6 separate regions of the Homo sapiens genome follow, and all the other regions are linked to region 1. Evidence: chromatin contacts called from ENCODE Hi-C or POLR2A ChIA-PET data. All regions are on one chromosome and are shown on one strand. Each heading gives the region's core, a stretch centred on a gene start or an enhancer-like site at or near the end of the contact. The rest is flanking DNA. Distances are from core to core; before and after follow the strand shown. Region 1 holds the start of PPP1R10 (protein phosphatase 1 regulatory subunit 10). Region 2 holds the start of EHMT2 (euchromatic histone lysine methyltransferase 2). Region 3 holds the start of NEU1 (neuraminidase 1). Region 4 holds the start of PBX2 (PBX homeobox 2). Region 5 holds the start of WHR1 (winged helix repair factor 1). Region 6 holds the start of BAG6 (BAG cochaperone 6).

The links. A loop is a pair of places that touch in the nucleus more often than their neighbours do. ChIA-PET counts read pairs that join two places held with the same protein, here RNA polymerase II (POLR2A). Pooled maps may share reads with other maps.
Region 2: a pooled map shows a loop between it and region 1 (8-fold over the local background). The contact joins the promoter of EHMT2 here to the promoter of PPP1R10 in region 1. A Hi-C loop is called at or near these places in 8 of 50 pooled maps. POLR2A ChIA-PET finds 5 or more read pairs at or near these places in 3 of 52 experiments (BJ, HEK293T and MCF 10A).
Region 3: a loop to region 1 is called in a map of CD8-positive, alpha-beta T cell, with 23 times the contacts of the local background. The contact joins the promoter of NEU1 here to the promoter of PPP1R10 in region 1. A Hi-C loop is called at or near these places in 1 of 168 maps with a recorded cell type or tissue (CD8-positive, alpha-beta T cell) and 6 of 50 pooled maps. POLR2A ChIA-PET finds 5 or more read pairs at or near these places in 1 of 52 experiments (activated B cell).
Region 4: a pooled map shows a loop between it and region 1 (19-fold over the local background). The contact joins the promoter of PBX2 here to the promoter of PPP1R10 in region 1. A Hi-C loop is called at or near these places in 1 of 168 maps with a recorded cell type or tissue (naive thymus-derived CD4-positive, alpha-beta T cell) and 15 of 50 pooled maps. POLR2A ChIA-PET finds 5 or more read pairs at or near these places in 2 of 52 experiments (CD4-positive, alpha-beta T cell and activated CD4-positive, alpha-beta T cell).
Region 5: a pooled map shows a loop between it and region 1 (9-fold over the local background). The contact joins the promoter of WHR1 here to the promoter of PPP1R10 in region 1. A Hi-C loop is called at or near these places in 4 of 50 pooled maps. POLR2A ChIA-PET finds 5 or more read pairs at or near these places in 2 of 52 experiments (GM12878 and K562).
Region 6: a pooled map shows a loop between it and region 1 (26-fold over the local background). The contact joins the promoter of BAG6 here to the promoter of PPP1R10 in region 1. A Hi-C loop is called at or near these places in 3 of 37 single-sample maps with no recorded cell type and 14 of 50 pooled maps. POLR2A ChIA-PET finds 5 or more read pairs at or near these places in 9 of 52 experiments (A673, GM10248, H1 and 5 more).

What each region holds. Positions count from the first base shown.
Region 1 is chr6:30,615,938-30,618,637 of GRCh38, reverse strand. PPP1R10 (protein phosphatase 1 regulatory subunit 10) reads left to right here and starts at 1,395. Exons shown (of 20, transcript NM_002714.4): 1 at 1,395-1,414; 2 at 1,640-2,160. It overlaps MRPS18B (mitochondrial ribosomal protein S18B), which reads right to left and starts at 798. Exons shown (of 7, transcript NM_014046.4): 1 at 695-798. The coding sequence starts at 772. RefSeq lists an enhancer at 569-1,137.
Region 2 is chr6:31,896,256-31,898,955 of GRCh38, reverse strand. EHMT2 (euchromatic histone lysine methyltransferase 2) reads left to right here and starts at 1,258. Exons shown (of 28, transcript NM_006709.5): 1 at 1,258-1,320; 2 at 1,967-2,033; 3 at 2,132-2,350; 4 at 2,440-2,693. The coding sequence starts at 1,279. It also overlaps a transcript of C2 not described here. RefSeq lists enhancers at 741-1,335, 1,419-2,115.
Region 3 is chr6:31,861,487-31,864,202 of GRCh38, reverse strand. It overlaps NEU1 (neuraminidase 1), which reads left to right and starts at 1,382. Exons shown (of 6, transcript NM_000434.4): 1 at 1,382-1,585; 2 at 2,012-2,204. The coding sequence starts at 1,427. SLC44A4 (solute carrier family 44 member 4) reads left to right here. Exons shown (of 21, transcript NM_025257.3): 21 at 455-1,011. The coding sequence ends at 576. RefSeq lists enhancers at 1-575, 576-1,201.
Region 4 is chr6:32,188,895-32,191,594 of GRCh38, reverse strand. It overlaps PBX2 (PBX homeobox 2), which reads left to right and starts at 1,393. Exons shown (of 9, transcript NM_002586.5): 1 at 1,393-1,900. The coding sequence starts at 1,680. GPSM3 (G protein signaling modulator 3) reads left to right here. Exons shown (of 4, transcript NM_001276501.2): 4 at 92-829. The coding sequence ends at 229. RefSeq lists a silencer at 473-651 and an enhancer at 1,038-1,606.
Region 5 is chr6:31,971,018-31,973,763 of GRCh38, reverse strand. It overlaps WHR1 (winged helix repair factor 1), which reads right to left and starts at 1,401. Exons shown (of 7, transcript NM_004197.2): 1 at 1,253-1,401; 2 at 1,007-1,143. The coding sequence starts at 1,352. It overlaps DXO (decapping exoribonuclease), which reads left to right and starts at 1,626. Exons shown (of 7, transcript NM_005510.4): 1 at 1,626-1,835; 2 at 2,083-2,444; 3 at 2,617-2,746. The coding sequence starts at 2,089. RefSeq lists an enhancer at 1,129-1,839.
Region 6 is chr6:31,651,377-31,654,076 of GRCh38, reverse strand. BAG6 (BAG cochaperone 6) reads left to right here and starts at 1,416. Exons shown (of 26, transcript NM_001387994.1): 1 at 1,416-1,653; 2 at 2,301-2,421. The coding sequence starts at 2,314. It also overlaps a transcript of APOM not described here. RefSeq lists enhancers at 808-1,387, 1,388-1,967, 1,968-2,547.

The sequences.
Region 1 (2,700 bases), core at 146-2,645:
ACTCTTCAGTCCCACTTTAGGGAGTGGCAGCTGGGCAAGCCTTCCTATCTCACCGTGCCCCACCAAGAACCTCCAGAGAGGTGAGTACACAAGACTGGAGGGAAACCTCAATTCAAAGGACGGAGTTAAGCTCTCATAACTCCGATAAGAAACTGATTTAATAAAGAGAGCTGAGAAACTGTCCTCAGGTCGTAAGAATATATCCTGACCTTATTGAGAAATAGCAAGGTTGGTAGAAATTGGGATCCCTAATTTCCCCAAGGACATTCCAGAGCAACACAGATTTAGTCACCACTTGCATAGTTAACAGCTGGTTGTGGCGCTCGCTTGGGGAGTACATATGTTATGCTAAAATTGCAACGATACAGAGATTAGCATGGCCCCTTAATTAGTTAAATAATTTTTAAAAAGCTGGTTATGCATGACTGAGGGTGGACAGGGGTCAATTCCATCACTTAAGTTATTTTACTGAAATGGCATTTTGGAAAAAGGATGATACCTAACCCTGGCGTTTAGTCCTCGGCTCGGGATTAGAAAATGCGCGGGGTGTGGGGGGGGGGTTGCAGGAAGTACTGCCTAGACAGCTAAGACACACGTGGGAAGGTCTCCACTCGTGGATTCCTGACAGTGGAGCGACAACCTCGAGAAGGTATAACCAACTTGAGGTTGTGCAAAATGTCTTTCGAAGAGTTACCTGAACTCTGTGAGAACCTCGGAAGAGAGATAGCATAGGAAGCCGCCTCAGCACGGTGTTTAATACAGACGCCGCCATCTTGACGTACGCCCAGGACAGGAATTGACGGAAAGGCAACTGCGCATGCTTCAGGAAACTGAGTAGGGCAGGGCCAAGGACAAGCCCGCAGTGCGGAAGGCGGCCCCACGTTTGCGTCAGGACGGAAGCGTGAAAGGGAAGGCATGGGGGAGAAGCTAATTTCAACTGCGTCACAATCGAATTAGACCCCAAAATTGCGGTTTTTTTTGGCCAGTCACTACGACTCTTAGATCGCATTGTTAAAGTTTGCCTTTTAAGCAATTTTGAAGGCGATTTTTAGCGGTATCCTCTCAGTGCGCATGCGCTCTTAGGTTTCTACCAATCCTGGGTGAGAAATGTTCTCCAGGGCGGAAGTGGCGGAAGCAGAGGAAAGGGAGGTGCTAGGCTCCTGGTCACGCGCACGCGACAGGGAGGCAGGAAGGAGGCGGAAGAGAGTGCCAGGGAAAGGGGCGGAGCAAAGGTGAAGTGAGAGTAGCCAATCAGTTGGCGAGTTGTCATTTGGGTTGACCAATGAGTTCACGCCTCGCGTATAATGTCTCGCGACAAGGGCGTTTCACTAGCACGTTTGGGCGCGTTGGGCGGCGTCCGGGTATAAAAGACTCCACCCGAGCGGGCGGCCGCCATTCTGGGGTTCGTTTAGAGGTAAGTTTGCCTACTTTGTCGTCTAGTGGGTAAAATTTTGCGGAGAGCGTTGGATCTGGGAAGCGGGATAGGGATGGATGGGTTCATTTGAGAGCCACGGCTTAAAGCGGTTGCGATCAGGATGGGACACAGGTTTGTTTGGGGACAACAAAGATGGCATTTGTGAGTGTTTTGAAGCAACCCGTACTGATTACATCTTTCTCCCTTGTGTTCCTTTTATCCCAGGTTTGAATTTTCTCGGAGAAAGACAGGCCGGCCACGAGGAAAACAGAAACAAGCCGCAGCAACATCTAAGCCCTTGAAAGGATCCTGAGAGAGGGGGGAAAGGGAAAACAGCAGCCACCAGCCCAACCACTTGTGTCTTCTGCCCCTTCCCACCTATCTTGCCCACCCCACCAGCCCACGCTGCTTGGGACTTGAAATCTGTGGCCGAAGGACCGTCACTACATAACTTCAAAAATAATCAACCACCCTCCCTTCCCAAACCACCCAAATTCACTCATCCAGCGTTTACTTTTTTGAATCCACTCAGAACTTTTTTCTGCGACCCCCCTCCCTAAATGGAGTTGGGTGGGGGGGAAATGAATACTGAGTTGGCCTTTATTTTTTAAAAGACTTTTTGATCCAATGAGGCCCCCTAAATAATTGAGTTTTGGGTCCTGGTTGGTTGTTTTATTTTTTTTCCTCCAAAATTTTACCCCCTCCCCCCTGAGCCCGAGGTGCTGACGTCGCAAAAAAATTGGATAGTAAGTGTCGAATTTTCAAAAACCAGCCTTGCAACAAGAAATCAACGTTTCCCGTTGTGAAACCAAAAATAATGAGAGGAAGAAATGAGACCATAGAACAAATAGAGAACTGGAGAAGGACCAATCTGGTCACTTAATCTCCATTAAAAAGGGCCTGTGGGTCTAAACAGTCTTGTTCTCTCTCCCCTACCACCTATCTCTTCCCTGCCTTGCTGCAGGCAAAGAGAGGGTGGAGGGAGGGCCAGCAAGTGAGGATTTTGATGGTTAACCCTTGGTAATCCAGCCAATTTCCAGACTGCCAAAGCCATATGTGTTTATATAAGGAGGAATGGTTACCTTCCTCTGGTTAGCAGCAGTCTTCAAAAGGGTTAATGAGCTCACATACAAGAGATGGTGGATCTTGTGGCCCAGAAGTACCACTTCTTTGTGTGTGAGACAAGCAGGGTGCCTTTCAATTTGCCAGATTAATAAGCAATCTGTACATAAAGATTGCAGGGTAAGGAGATGGGCAGAGAGAAGTAATAGCTCGCTATAACTTTT
Region 2 (2,700 bases), core at 9-2,508, 1.3 Mb before region 1:
GGAGCCCAGCCCTAAACATGGGAGAGGAGTGTGACAAGTGAGCTCCTCTGGTCAGGGACTCCCCCAAGTCCCCACCCCCAGCCCTCCACCAGTTCTGCAATCTCAACACTTAGCCAGGTACCTCACAGTACAAGTGATTGGCAGTCGTGGGGATGCACATGAACTCTATTTGAGGGACTTAGGATCAGTGCTAGGGATGAGCTACAGGTGGCCAACCTGCCCACGGAAATTGTAAGCAGGAGTCTGTTTGGTCATATTTTGTCTGGGGTAAATAGGTCATGTCTTCAGGAAAGCTAAAAAAAAAAAAAAAAAGCTAAGTTTGGATTAAGGTGCAGGGAAAACTACAATTCCCAGAAAGCTCTGGAATAGTTAACCAAAGAGAACTACAGTTCCCAGAAGGCCTTTAATTGGCCTCAGGTGCCCCACCTGCCTGTGTCAAATACTGCGTGTGAAATCATACAGATCTTTTCCAAACTCGACCAAAACGTAATACCTAAAGGGATGGTACCCTAAATACAGCTATCGAGATTGTCTATCTTGGTGTATATCATTTATACTTAAATTGTCCGCTGGGCTATGACCCACGGAGTACCTGACTGTGCTTATGAAGTGTTCGGCAAAAAAGGTTTACTTACTGCAGTGTCACCAGTCAGTAATGACGTTCGGGCCGCTGGGCTTACCTGGATCCCTAGTGCGTGTGAAGGTGTAACACGCCTGATATAAACAGAAGAGACATTTAGCCACAGGTTTTCAGAAGGGCACGCTGCTCCAGGGGACATGAAGCAGCATGCTAGAACCAGCCAAGAATAAAGGTGTCCTCCGCGTCCCTATCGCCCCTTCGTGCTCGTTAGAAAGAGCAAAAAGGCGAGGCCAAAACTGAGGCCAAGCCTTCTATCTGGTAACCCAAAAACTAGAAAGGCAGAAAAGCAACCAGAGGCGGGAAAAGCCCAACCAGGCCAGAGGAAATACAGCCGCTGCCGAGAGCCGAGAAGTTCAGAAGCTCCGCTTGTTACCTAAAACCAGATGGGGACAGAGACGCCACACCTGGGCCCAGGCGTGTCTCGCCCTCGGTCCCTGCAGAACTGAGGCCAGGAATGACAGGAATTCTCCCTTGCAGCTCCCAGCTTAGGACAGTCACAGCCATCTCCGAGGCCGCTCTCAGGGGAAAATGGCCAAAAAGCATGTAGCGGCTCCTTTAAGGCTCCTCCTCGCCCTCCCTCCCTCGCCCACGTGACCCGGGGCGGCCGCGCGCCGGCTCGGCCCCCAGCGCAAGCGGCGATGGCGGCGGCGGCGGGAGCTGCAGCGGCGGCGGCCGCCGAGGTGCGGAAGGGGAGGGGGAGAGGCGGGTGCATGCCCGCGCGCGCGCCCGGGGGAAGCGCGCGCCCGTGCAATGCTCCGGGGGTGCAACGGGGCCGGGGGGCCCGGGCGGGACTTGCAGCAATCCAGGGGGCCAGCACCGGGGGCGGATGAGGGGACCAGGGTGTGGGAGGTGGGGGGAGTGGGCACGGAGGCGCGCGTGCAGCCGCCGGCTGCCCCTGAGTGGGCGACGGGCGCCGGGGCCCCAGGAGCACGCGTGAGGGGCACGAGGGGCCGTCCACCGGGCTGGGGGGCAGCGGGTGCTGGAGGGGTTGGTGCCCGGGGTCCCCGCGGCCTGGGGGACAAAGGGGGAGCGGCGCGTGCAGCCGGGAGGAGGGGGCGGGGCCGGGGCGCGGAGGCCCCGCCCCCTCCCCCTCCTCTTCTCTCGGCCCCAGAGATGCGGGGTCTACCGAGAGGGAGGGGGTTGATGCGGGCCCGGGGGAGGGGTCGTGCGGCCCCTCCGGGCAGCCGAGGCCGCGGAAGGGGGGGGCCCCACAGAGGAAGAGGTAGGCCCCGGAGCCTACTCTCTCTTCCCAGGGCCCAGGCATCCTGGACCCCCCAACTCTCTACTGGGCTGACCAGCCCTCCTGTCCCTTGTCTCCCCTCCCAGGGGGAGGCCCCCGCTGAGATGGGGGCGCTGCTGCTGGAGAAGGAAACCAGAGGAGCCACCGAGAGAGGTGAGTGCAGCTAAAACGGGCCCCAATTGGACCGTCACCTTCCCTAAACACAGGATCTCCTGAGCCCTTAGCTCTGAACTTTTTCTCTTCCTCTACAGTTCATGGCTCTTTGGGGGACACCCCTCGTAGTGAAGAAACCCTGCCCAAGGCCACCCCCGACTCCCTGGAGCCTGCTGGCCCCTCATCTCCAGCCTCTGTCACTGTCACTGTTGGTGATGAGGGGGCTGACACCCCTGTAGGGGCTACACCACTCATTGGGGATGAATCTGAGAATCTTGAGGGAGATGGGGACCTCCGTGGGGGCCGGATCCTGCTGGGTGAGAGGCTGGGTAGCCTGGGGGGTTGGTGGGAAATTTCTGACTCTTGCCTTCTTTCTTATCTTGCCTTTTGCTTGCCTGTTTTCTAGGCCATGCCACAAAGTCATTCCCCTCTTCCCCCAGCAAGGGGGGTTCCTGTCCTAGCCGGGCCAAGATGTCAATGACAGGGGCGGGAAAATCACCTCCATCTGTCCAGAGTTTGGCTATGAGGCTACTGAGTATGCCAGGAGCCCAGGGAGCTGCAGCAGCAGGGTCTGAACCCCCTCCAGCCACCACGAGCCCAGAGGGACAGCCCAAGGTCCACCGAGCCCGCAAAACCATGTCCAAACCAGGAAATGGACAGGTGAGTG
Region 3 (2,716 bases), core at 133-2,632, 1.2 Mb before region 1:
CTTGGGAGGCTGAAGCAGGAGAATCGCTTGAACTCAGGAGGCGGAGGTTGCAGCGAGCCGAGATTGCGCTACTGCACTTCAGCTTGGGCGACAGCAAGACTCCGTCTCAAAACAAAGAAAAAAGATTAAAAAAAAAAAAGAGCCATTAGAGAGACTTCCCAGCAGGTGGCTGTAGCGGCAGGGGATTTTCTTACTCTACAGCATGCATCCATTCAGGGTTTGCCAGTCTCCTCCTAAGCGACTGACATGCATTTTTTCCGCTAATTCTTATCATCGCTCTATGCAACATAATATTCCCGACCCCACTTCACAGGAGGAAACTGAGATTACATAACCTGCCCGGGGGTAAGGGTGGTGGTGCAGCTTGGATTCCAAATCCCGCAGGCAGCTTGCCTCCCAGTCCCCGATTTCCTGGCCCCAGGGTCCGCTCTAACCGGTCTCTGTTGCGGCTCAGTGGAAGACCTGGAGCGGAACAACGGCTCCCTGGACCGGCCCTACTACATGTCCAAGAGCCTTCTAAAGATTCTGGGCAAGAAGAACGAGGCGCCCCCGGACAACAAGAAGAGGAAGAAGTGACAGCTCCGGCCCTGATCCAGGACTGCACCCCACCCCCACCGTCCAGCCATCCAACCTCACTTCGCCTTACAGGTCTCCATTTTGTGGTAAAAAAAGGTTTTAGGCCAGGCGCCGTGGCTCACGCCTGTAATCCAACACTTTGAGAGGCTGAGGCGGGCGGATCACCTGAGTCAGGAGTTCGAGACCAGCCTGGCCAACATGGTGAAACCTCCGTCTCTATTAAAAATACAAAAATTAGCCGAGAGTGGTGGCATGCACCTGTCATCCCAGCTACTCGGGAGGCTGAGGCAGGAGAATCGCTTGAACCCGGGAGGCAGAGGTTGCAGTGAGCCGAGATCGCGCCACTGCACTCCAACCTGGGTGACAGACTCTGTCTCCAAAACAAAACAAACAAACAAAAAGATTTTATTAAAGATATTTTGTTAACTCAGTAAATCTGTGACTCATTCTCTCCACGACGACAGGCGGCCTTTTTTTTTCCGCGCCCGGCTCTTTAAAATCGGCCCCGCCCCTGTGACGTGTCCTGGTGCCGCGGCCAATCAAAAAGCCCAATAAGGATGGTGCCAGTCCCTTCTTCACCCCAGCCAGTCCGCTTCCCGTTCGGGTCACGCGCTCCGGGCCTCCAAGAGGGCCTCCAAGAGGGCCAATCGGAAGGGCAAGCTTCGAGATGCTGCGTGATCACGTGGGAGGAGATGAGCTACTTGAAGACCAATTAGAGTCCGGGAAGCGCGGCGGGGCCTCCAGACCGGGGCGGGCTTAAGGGTGACATCTGCGCTTTAAAGGGTCCGGGTCAGCTGACTCCCGACTCTGTGGAGTCTAGCTGCCAGGGTCGCGGCAGCTGCGGGGAGAGATGACTGGGGAGCGACCCAGCACGGCGCTCCCGGACAGACGCTGGGGGCCGCGGATTCTGGGCTTCTGGGGAGGCTGTAGGGTTTGGGTGTTTGCCGCGATCTTCCTGCTGCTGTCTCTGGCAGCCTCCTGGTCCAAGGCTGAGAACGACTTCGGTCTGGTGAGTCACCCTTTGCATAGCCCCATCCCCGACCCGCGCAGGTGATCGACACCTAGTGTCCCCCGGAACGCGGGCGGCTGAGCCGACTTTCCGCGACAGGACCCTTTTCTTTCTCCCAGACCCCGTTTCCTCCTACCGCTCCCAGCCCCTCTCCCTCTCCGGGTCCCCGTCCTTCTCCTCATTCGAGCCCCTTCCTCTTTTGGGGTCCCCTTCCCTCCCTGAAGGCGCCTTCTCCTTTCGTAGACCCTCCCCTGCTCCGAGCCTCCAGCTTCGCTCCAAACTCCCCTTCGTGTTCCTCTTTCTTGTTCTGGGACCCCATCCCCTACTCGGGATCCCCATTAGATCCTCCCTCTCCCATCGGAACGTGGGTTCCTAAAACCCCCAAGACAAGTTTGTCTTTGTTGACCCTTCCTCCTCCCATGACAGGTGCAGCCGCTGGTGACCATGGAGCAACTGCTGTGGGTGAGCGGGAGACAGATCGGCTCAGTGGACACCTTCCGCATCCCGCTCATCACAGCCACTCCGCGGGGCACTCTTCTCGCCTTTGCTGAGGCGAGGAAAATGTCCTCATCCGATGAGGGGGCCAAGTTCATCGCCCTGCGGAGGTCCATGGACCAGGGTATAAAGATGTCTGGGTGAAAGAGCCGGTGCTAGGTTGGATGGGTGGGCAGCCCAATGAGCCCAAGGGCCCTGAGGATAGGGGAACTTAGAGGGTTGGTTGCCTGAGTCCCTGAGGGGTAGAGGGAACCCGAGAAGGGCAAGTGTCTAGGACAGTGATCTGGAAATTGGGATCACCAAGGAGTTGGACATTCACTTAGCAAACATTTATTGGGTACTATATACCTATACCAGGCACTATTTTAGGTTTCATGAATATAGCCACGAACAAAACAGATCAAAAATCTCTGCCCTCAGGATTTAAATTGTACTGGAAGGAGACAGACAAGCATAATAAACAAGTAAACTTTTTTGTCTGTTGCAAGGTGATAAATGCAATGGAGAAAAATAAAACAGGACAAGAGGTATAGATAGTGCAAGTGTTGGATTGCACCCTGGGACCATCGGAAGGCCTGAGGTCCCTAGCAGAAGGTGGGAAATTAACGGGAAGTGGTAGAAAGGGTACCTGCAGAG
Region 4 (2,700 bases), core at 144-2,643, 1.6 Mb before region 1:
ATATGCCTCCCCATACCAACCCTTGATCCTCTCAAGAACCTCCTCCTCTCAGACCCTCACCAAAGCTCTCCCTCTCCCTCCACTCCTCCAGTGCCAGCGGATGGAAGCCCAGCGGTCAGAGCCTCCCCTCCCTCCAGGGGGGCAAGAGCTCCTGGAGTTGCTGCTGAGAGTTCAGGGTGGGGGTCGAATGGAGGAGCAAAGGTCCCGGCCCCCCACACACACCTGCTGAGACTTGAGCCCCAACCAGCCCTTCCTTGCCACTGGTCTCAAAGCTGGGCAGCCCATTGCATGCCCTCAACTCTTGCTTGGCAGGGGTACCAGAGACTGAAAGACACGGCACAAATCTCAATATTCATCTCCCACATCACCTTCCCTGGGAACTGGACAGGGTGAAAGTCCTCAAACTCTGGGAACAGGCGAGATGGAACAGGGATTTAACTCCCCGCCCACAGGTCCATGGGAGCTTGAGGCAGTAAGGGGGATCCCAGGCACCCATCTCAAGGAGTGGCTGGGAGTCTTTTCCCTAACTTGTGGGGACACCACCAGTTGTCAAGCTACTAGGCAGTAGGGTCTGAGGGCTCAGGCCTCCACCTGAGAGGTTATAACCTGAGAGACAGCTCTACCCTTCCTCCCAGTAAGAAGGGAAGGTGGGTGGGCACCTGAGAGATTAAGACTATTCTCCCAGTCCCACTACCAGCACCCCCGATCCCTGAGACTGAGGGGTTTACGGGCTGTGAATGGACCTTCAGCCCTGCCCACCCTCCCTCCCCACTGCTGCTGAGTCTGTCTGATGTTTTGGTTGTGTGAATAAATATAATTCCCCTCTGGACTGCAGACTGGTATCTGGGGGGCCCAGGCGGGGTGAAAGGTAGGAAGGTGAGGCCAGAGGCCTTTTCTCTCCCCAGTCTGGCCAGAGGCCAGCTCCCCTCCCCGGCTGGTTAATTACTGGCTCATTAAGCAGCGGCTGGAGACCTCCCTAATTATCTCCCCCAGCCCCCCTCTTCGGTTTTAATTAAGTAGAACAGGGAGGGGAGTCATTAGAACAAGAAATATGAACTGAGCTGCCGGTGAACCCAGGCATTCCAGCGGCCTGAGTCCACATCGCTTAGATCCCTGATTCAGGACCCAGGTGACAGACGCCCCCAGCCGCCAACACAGCCCCACTCCTAGGCCGCGGAAGTCCAGCCAGGGGGCTTTCCCATATCTTTCAGATGGCCCGTCTCCTCCCCTCATCCCCTCTTCCCTCTCCCCTCCTCCACTAGGTCTCAGTTCCTCTGTTTCTGTGTCTCTCTCTCCGCCCCCAGCTCCTCCCTGTTCCTCCTCTCTTCTCCCCTCCTCTTCCTCTCCGGCTCCCCTCCCCCAGCCTCCCTCCCTCGCTCCCCCCCCTTCTCCCTCCTCCCTCCTCCCTCTCTCTCACACACACCCCCGCTTGGGCCTCCTCTCTCTCTCCGGCTCCATTTTCTCCGCCGCCGGGGGCCGGGGTCTCCTGTGGGGGGCCCAGCCGGTATCCCAGGTCTCCCTTCAGTGCCGGGGTGAACCCCCGGGGGAGCCGGGAGCCGGGGGCAGACGGGCGGGGGTTGGGGCGGAGGGAGCAGCGGCCCCAGCGAGTTTGGGGGGAGAAGTAACCAGGCGGGGGGAGGGGCGGAGCAGGGAGGGGGCCTCAGGGCCCCCCCCCAGCTATGGACGAACGGCTACTGGGGCCGCCCCCTCCAGGCGGGGGCCGGGGGGGCCTGGGATTGGTGAGTGGGGAGCCTGGGGGCCCTGGCGAGCCTCCCGGTGGCGGAGACCCCGGTGGGGGTAGCGGGGGGGTCCCGGGAGGCCGAGGGAAGCAAGACATCGGGGACATTCTGCAGCAGATAATGACCATCACCGACCAGAGCCTGGACGAGGCCCAGGCCAAGTGAGTGCCCCCACTCCGGGACCCCACACAGACCCAGCAAACCCCGTTCACATGTTCTGAATCTTCTGGGAGCCCCCCCCAACTCCAGGGCCCTCTCCAGGATCCAACAGCTCTCTTCTCTCCTTATTCCTGGGAGCCCATAGAAAAGTGATCCCTCTCAAACCTCCCTTCACCCCCAGGCCCTGAAACCTTCACAGAGGGAACCCCCGGTGGCCCGGCTCCCCACTCCTAACCTTTTGCCGACCCCTGCAGTCTCCTGGAACAGCCCCATCCCCGGGAGCCCCCTCTGGCTCCCAGACTAAGAAACTGTTCTTGGGCTACGTTATCTTCTCCCCTAACTCTCCACCCAGCCCCCTCATTCTCTCCAGATGTGGAGACCTCCACACCCTCTCCAGAGCCCCTAAAGCTCCTCTCCACTGCTCAGCCAGACACTAGGTGCATCAAAGCCTCCCACCTGCTCAGCCCCAGGACCCCTTCACACACCCTACACTGATCTCCCCAGTTAGCTCGGCACCCCCAGCCCCACTCTGCCACCTCAAACTCTGACTCTTCTCAACCCCAGCCTCTGTCTCTCTCCCTCTGAAACCTACCAAGTCACTTTCCTTTCTCCATCCACTCCCAGATTCCTCCTCCTACCTTTCTAGACCATCTCCCAAAGCCCGCAGCCTTTAACCTGCTGCCTGCATCTTCCCTGTGTCTCCCTGAAGCTGAGGAGCTTCCCCATGCTCTGGGAGCTGATCTTTTCCCAAGAACTCCTCATTCCACCCCCAACTCATTCCACCCCCAATCCGCTTCCTCCC
Region 5 (2,746 bases), core at 152-2,651, 1.4 Mb before region 1:
CATAATAACTCAGCTCATATATTCAGTAACACTGCCTTAAATGATGGTGTTTCCCAGCATTGTGGATTTGACCCTATTAACTTCCACTCTAAACCTGGAGTCCTTAACCACGGACCTCGCAGGATTAGTAAAATATTTCCCCCCTAACTATACATACACCCTATGTATATGTGGCAAACGTGCATTTTTCTGGAGAGAGATAGCCATAGCTTTTATCACCTTCTAAAGATTACAAAAAGGTTAGAAATCACTCCTCTACCCACTCTTCCTACTGGATCTCACCACATCACAGAATTAACCACTTGCTATTCACACCTCCATGACTTGTAATTCTATTATCACTGGCCCAGAATTCTCTCCAACTCTCATATCCAACTGTCTAATACCTTTGTCTTTGGATGCTCCACATGCACCATCAACTCAACTTGTATAAAATTAAACACATTATCTGTAGTCCAACAACTAAATGTGCTCCTAATACCACCAGCCACGCAGTCATCTGGAAAGTCTGAGTTGTCCTGGACTCCTCCCTCTTCCTCACTCTCCTCTCCCTCCCTACTGCACTGACCTAATTTAGGCCTTCACCACTTCTCAGATGCAGTATCTTCTTAGCTGACCTCCCTGCCTCATCCACTATCTCCAATACACCATTCCCTCTCTCTATGATATTCTCTACCAGCCCATCGCCTCAGTGTAAGATGGAAACAACACTGATGTACAAGGCCTGTCATGATCTGACGTCTGACTGCACTCCCAGCGCTGTATGTTCGAACCATGCCCCATGACTCGGTTTCCCCAAAAGCCTCGTTCTTCTACCTCCATGATTTGAAATGCCCTGTACTACCTGCGGGACTTTTAACAGGGTCTCTGTGGCACCCCAGTGCCTGGCACAGTGCCCTCGCCTGAAAGGCCTAATGCTTGCTGAACGGCTGGCGGAGTGACTGAGTGACAGGGAATTCCAGGAGTTAGGAAAGGGGCTTCCGGCGGTCGCACCGACGCCCCTCACCAGCTGCCGGTCGGCCACGGTCCTGTCAGGCACAAGGCTGTACACCTGGCTCCTCAGCACGATGGGCGGCAGCGCGTCCTCAAACAGGCCTCGCGGGAACAGCTGCATGAGTTCTGAGACAGCCGCGCGCGCCGACCCTGGGCAGATAAATCGGCTCACGGACAGGGAACTGGGGCGGGGACGCGGTTCTAACAAAACTCTCGGCTACCGGAAGCGAGGCCCCACCCCCGGGGTTGCCATGGTTACCTGGCTCACCCCGAAGAGGATCCGACTCCACAGGCCCTCGCTTCCGCCGCCTCTTAACTCCAAAGGTCTCCGGGATCAGGTGATGCCTCTTCCAGCTCATATCCCGGGATTTTATGGTACCGGGGAAGGGGTAGGAATGGAGGGAAGAGAACCTGAAAATAGGGTCTTCCGGCGCAGAGCAGTGACGTACGGTCTCCCCGGGCGTCCCTCCTAGACCAGGTGATGACGAAAGGAGCGTCAACTTGTCGTCCCTCAGGCCCGTCAGTGCTGGGAGGGGCGGTGGCGACGCACATACCAGCATCACCTCCGCCAGGCCGGGCCCCACGCCGGCCGCGGATTGGCTCCCTCCAAGGGCACGCACGCCCGGGGACTCGTTGGCGGCGTGGAGGGGCGCCGGTGGCCACGTTGGTGTCAACCTCCTTCGTGAAGCTCACACCTCCCCCGCCCCGGGAGGGGTTTGCCCGCCACTGTCGCTGAATGATTGCATCATCGAAAGCAGAAAACCACTTTTGCATCCTTCGGCCTCTGGCGTGCCTGCCATGACGTCATAGCTCTGCGGAGGTGGAAGTTGGGGAGCTTTGAGGTAACTGGATTCTTGATCTGAGCGCAGACGTCCTTCCTAACCTCACTGCATTTGGAGGACCTGGAGGGAGGGTGGGTGAAGGGCAAGGAAAGAGGCAGGATGAGAGCTTGGCCGCGGTGGCGTCTGAGGGGCCTGAATGTTTCAAGGCCAGAGCCTGGCGATCAGGTGGCTCGCTTAGTCCTAAACCAGTCATCCTTCTCCAGGCCTCCTCTGTAGAATGGAAACTCTGTACCCCTGCTTGTCTTAGGACCTCATGGATCCCAGGGGGACCAAGAGAGGAGCTGAGAAGACAGAGGTAGCTGAGCCTCGGAACAAACTACCTCGTCCAGCACCTTCTCTGCCCACAGACCCTGCCCTCTACTCTGGGCCCTTTCCTTTCTACCGGCGCCCTTCGGAACTGGGCTGCTTCTCCCTGGATGCTCAACGCCAGTACCATGGAGATGCCCGAGCCCTGCGCTACTATAGCCCACCCCCCACTAACGGTCCAGGCCCCAACTTTGACCTCAGAGACGGATACCCGGATCGATACCAGCCCCGGGACGAGGAGGTCCAGGAAAGGCTGGACCACCTGCTGTGCTGGCTCCTGGAACACCGAGGCCGGTTGGAGGGGTGAGCAAAGCGTGGTAGGCAGTATATCTGGAGACCCGTACCTACCCTCTAAAATTAGGAGAGCCAAAGCCGGGGTGAGAATCAGTCCTTAGAAGAAACAAGACTATTCTTCGAGGGGAGCATCTCACTAATGCTTGTGTCAGACCTTCAGCCTGTAACTCCTGCCTCTCAGGGGTCCAGGCTGGCTGGCAGAGGCCATAGTGACGTGGCGGGGGCACCTGACAAAACTGCTGACGACACCGTATGAGCGGCAGGAGGGCTGGCAGCTGGCAGCCTCCCGGTTCCAGGGAACACTATACCTG
Region 6 (2,700 bases), core at 167-2,666, 1.0 Mb before region 1:
GATGGGGTTTCACCATTTTGGCCAGGCTGGTCTTGAACTCCTGACCTCGTGATCCACCCGCCTCATCCTCCCAAGTGTGAGTCACTGCGCCCGGCCGAAAATTTTTGTAATAAAAAGCTAAAATGTGGTTAGGCACAGTAGCTCACACCTATAATCCCAGCACTTTGGGAGGCCAAGTCTGCAAGACCAGGCTGGGCAACATAGCAAGACCCCATCTCTATAAAAATAAAATTAGCCAGGTGTGGTGGTGTGCATCTGTGGTCCCTACTAGGGAGGCTGAGGTGGGAAGATCGGTTGGGCTCGGGAGGCAGAGGCTACAGTGAGTTGTGATTGCGCCACTGCACTCCAGCCTGGGCGACAAAGCGAGACCCTCTCTCAAAAAAATAAGCTAAAATGTTAACAGCTTTTTATTGGGGCAGTAAAGTACAAGTGCTCGATCTGGAGTCCTGTAGGCCTGGATTTGTCAATTCTGACACTTATGTTCGTCTAAGTGTACTCACTTAAAAAATGTTAAAAGCTCGTTAAAAGGCTTTTTAAAATAATACACAAAACCCGTAGTATATGGGCTGGCACAAGTGCTCATTAAACAGCTGCTTATTAGAACTCTTAACTAAAATATAACCAGGACCTGGGTATAAACTACGAATCCCAGAAAGGTTGGACACCCCAACAGCGATGTGTCTTTCTGGAGGACTCGCAGTTTCGCGGGGCCGAGGCCCTTGGCCCAGGGCAGGTTAAGAGAAGAGGGCACGGAGAGGCGGTAATGCCTCCACCCCCGGCCTTCGGAAGCACGCTGGCCGGCCTTTAAATTCCCCACGGTCAGGGTCTTGTCTTTCTGTCCACTCGGACTCCATTTGCTCCCAATTCTCAAACTCGGAAGCGCCTCTTTTCTTGACAAGTCGTGCAACTTAGTAGCACGTTTACTTTTCCTAAAACGTGTCATGTCCCCTTGGCCACACACCGACGAATGTGACGCCCACAGCCCTTAAAACGCCCACCCGGCAGAACCGAAATCTAGCCCAACCAAGCAACCGAGAACAAAATTGACCAGTGCCGCCCCCAAACGCCTACTGAAAGAGTAACTTCCGGAGGCACAGAAGAAAGGGCGCAGCGAGGGCAATAGGGTGGAGAAGAGTTTTAGCTGGCTAGGACAGTGCCGCCTGAAATTATCAGCCTGCCAAGATTTAAACATAGATGAATGTGGCATAATCCCCCATCTCCAAAGTCCAAGGTCCATACGACCGTCCATAGCCCCTCTCGAGGCAGTGGTAGAGTCCCAGCTGGTGACTGTTTTTCAGGCATTTACGGTAGCCACCTCAATCTTCTAGCGCTCAAGCGCGCGCACAGACGTGAACGCCGCCAGAGGGGGGAGGGGGTGGGGCGATGCTTAAGTGTCCACGCATCCGTAGTGCGACGCACGCAGGCGTAGTACGGTCCCCCGGGCGACAGCGGTGGCGGCTCCTCGGGGTGCTCGGCTCCCTCCCACCTAGGCCGGCCCCGGCCCGACTCGCCCTCAGAAACTCACTGTTTGGGGCTGCGGACTTTCTCGTCGTGCCCCACAAAAGTAAAGCTTGGGGACCTGGGGGGAGCCGGAAGTATCGCTTCGAGATCCCCAAATACTATCGGGGAAACGGAAGTGGCCGTCGGTGGCAGGTTTGGGGGAGACCGGAAGTGACGGTCCGTGGGGAAGTCGGGGGCGGAGCCGCGGGGTGGTGGGTGTGTGTGTGTGTGTGTGTGTGTGTGTGTGTGTGTGTGTTTGGCTGTGGGTTAGTTGTGCCGTTCTGCTGGAACACCGTGGGAAGGCAGTAGACGCGGGCAGTCAGCTAGCAGGTCTGTCGCCCCGTGAGTGCCGTTTCGGGTCTATAGTGAGTTAGGAGGGTTCGATGGGCGTGGCGCGCGTGCGCGAAACCACTTTCTCCGCAGAGTGTGGGGCGACCACCGCTTTCGCGTTGTCCCAGGATTTTCCGACCTCTGGGGCGCTTGTCCTGCCGTGACCGGTGATGACACTAGTCTCTGGTCTCGTGCTTCCTTCCTAATCTGACTGGCTCCCTGCTTATTGTGATTGGCGTCGTGGAGCCCCTCCCACCTCTCGTCCTCCAGCTCCCTAAGCCGTCGATCTCCTGCCCTTTGTGTTTCTCTCCCTGTGCCCCGGAATCAGAAGGGGGATGGGGACAGGTGTGAATGTGTGTGTGTGCAGGAGAAACTTTTTAGGTATTGGGGCAGGGATTAATGCTAGGGAGTCTTTCGGGTACACTCTGGTCTGGGCAACAGCGGGCCTTCCTTCCTTCGTTCTTCTTTAGAGACCTGTCGGCCATGGAGCCTAATGATAGTACCAGTACCGCTGTGGAGGAGCCTGACAGCTTGGAGGTGTTGGTGAAGACCTTGGACTCTCAAACTCGTACCTTTATTGTGGGGGCCCAGGTGAGACACCTCACTAGTTCTGGAAGACACCTTTAGCTTTTCCTCGTTTAGGCCCCTTAGCCTGAGAGATGAGCTTGATTTTCTGGTCACCAGATTTTCTTTTTTTTTCTTTTTTTTGAGATGGAGTCACGCCCTGTCTTCCAGGCTGGAGTGCAGTGGCGCGATCTCGACTCACTGAAACTTCCACCTCTTGGGTTCAAGCGATTTTCCTATCTCAGCCTCCTGAGTAGCTGGGATTATAGGCGTGTGCCACTATACCCAGCTGATTTTTGTATTTTT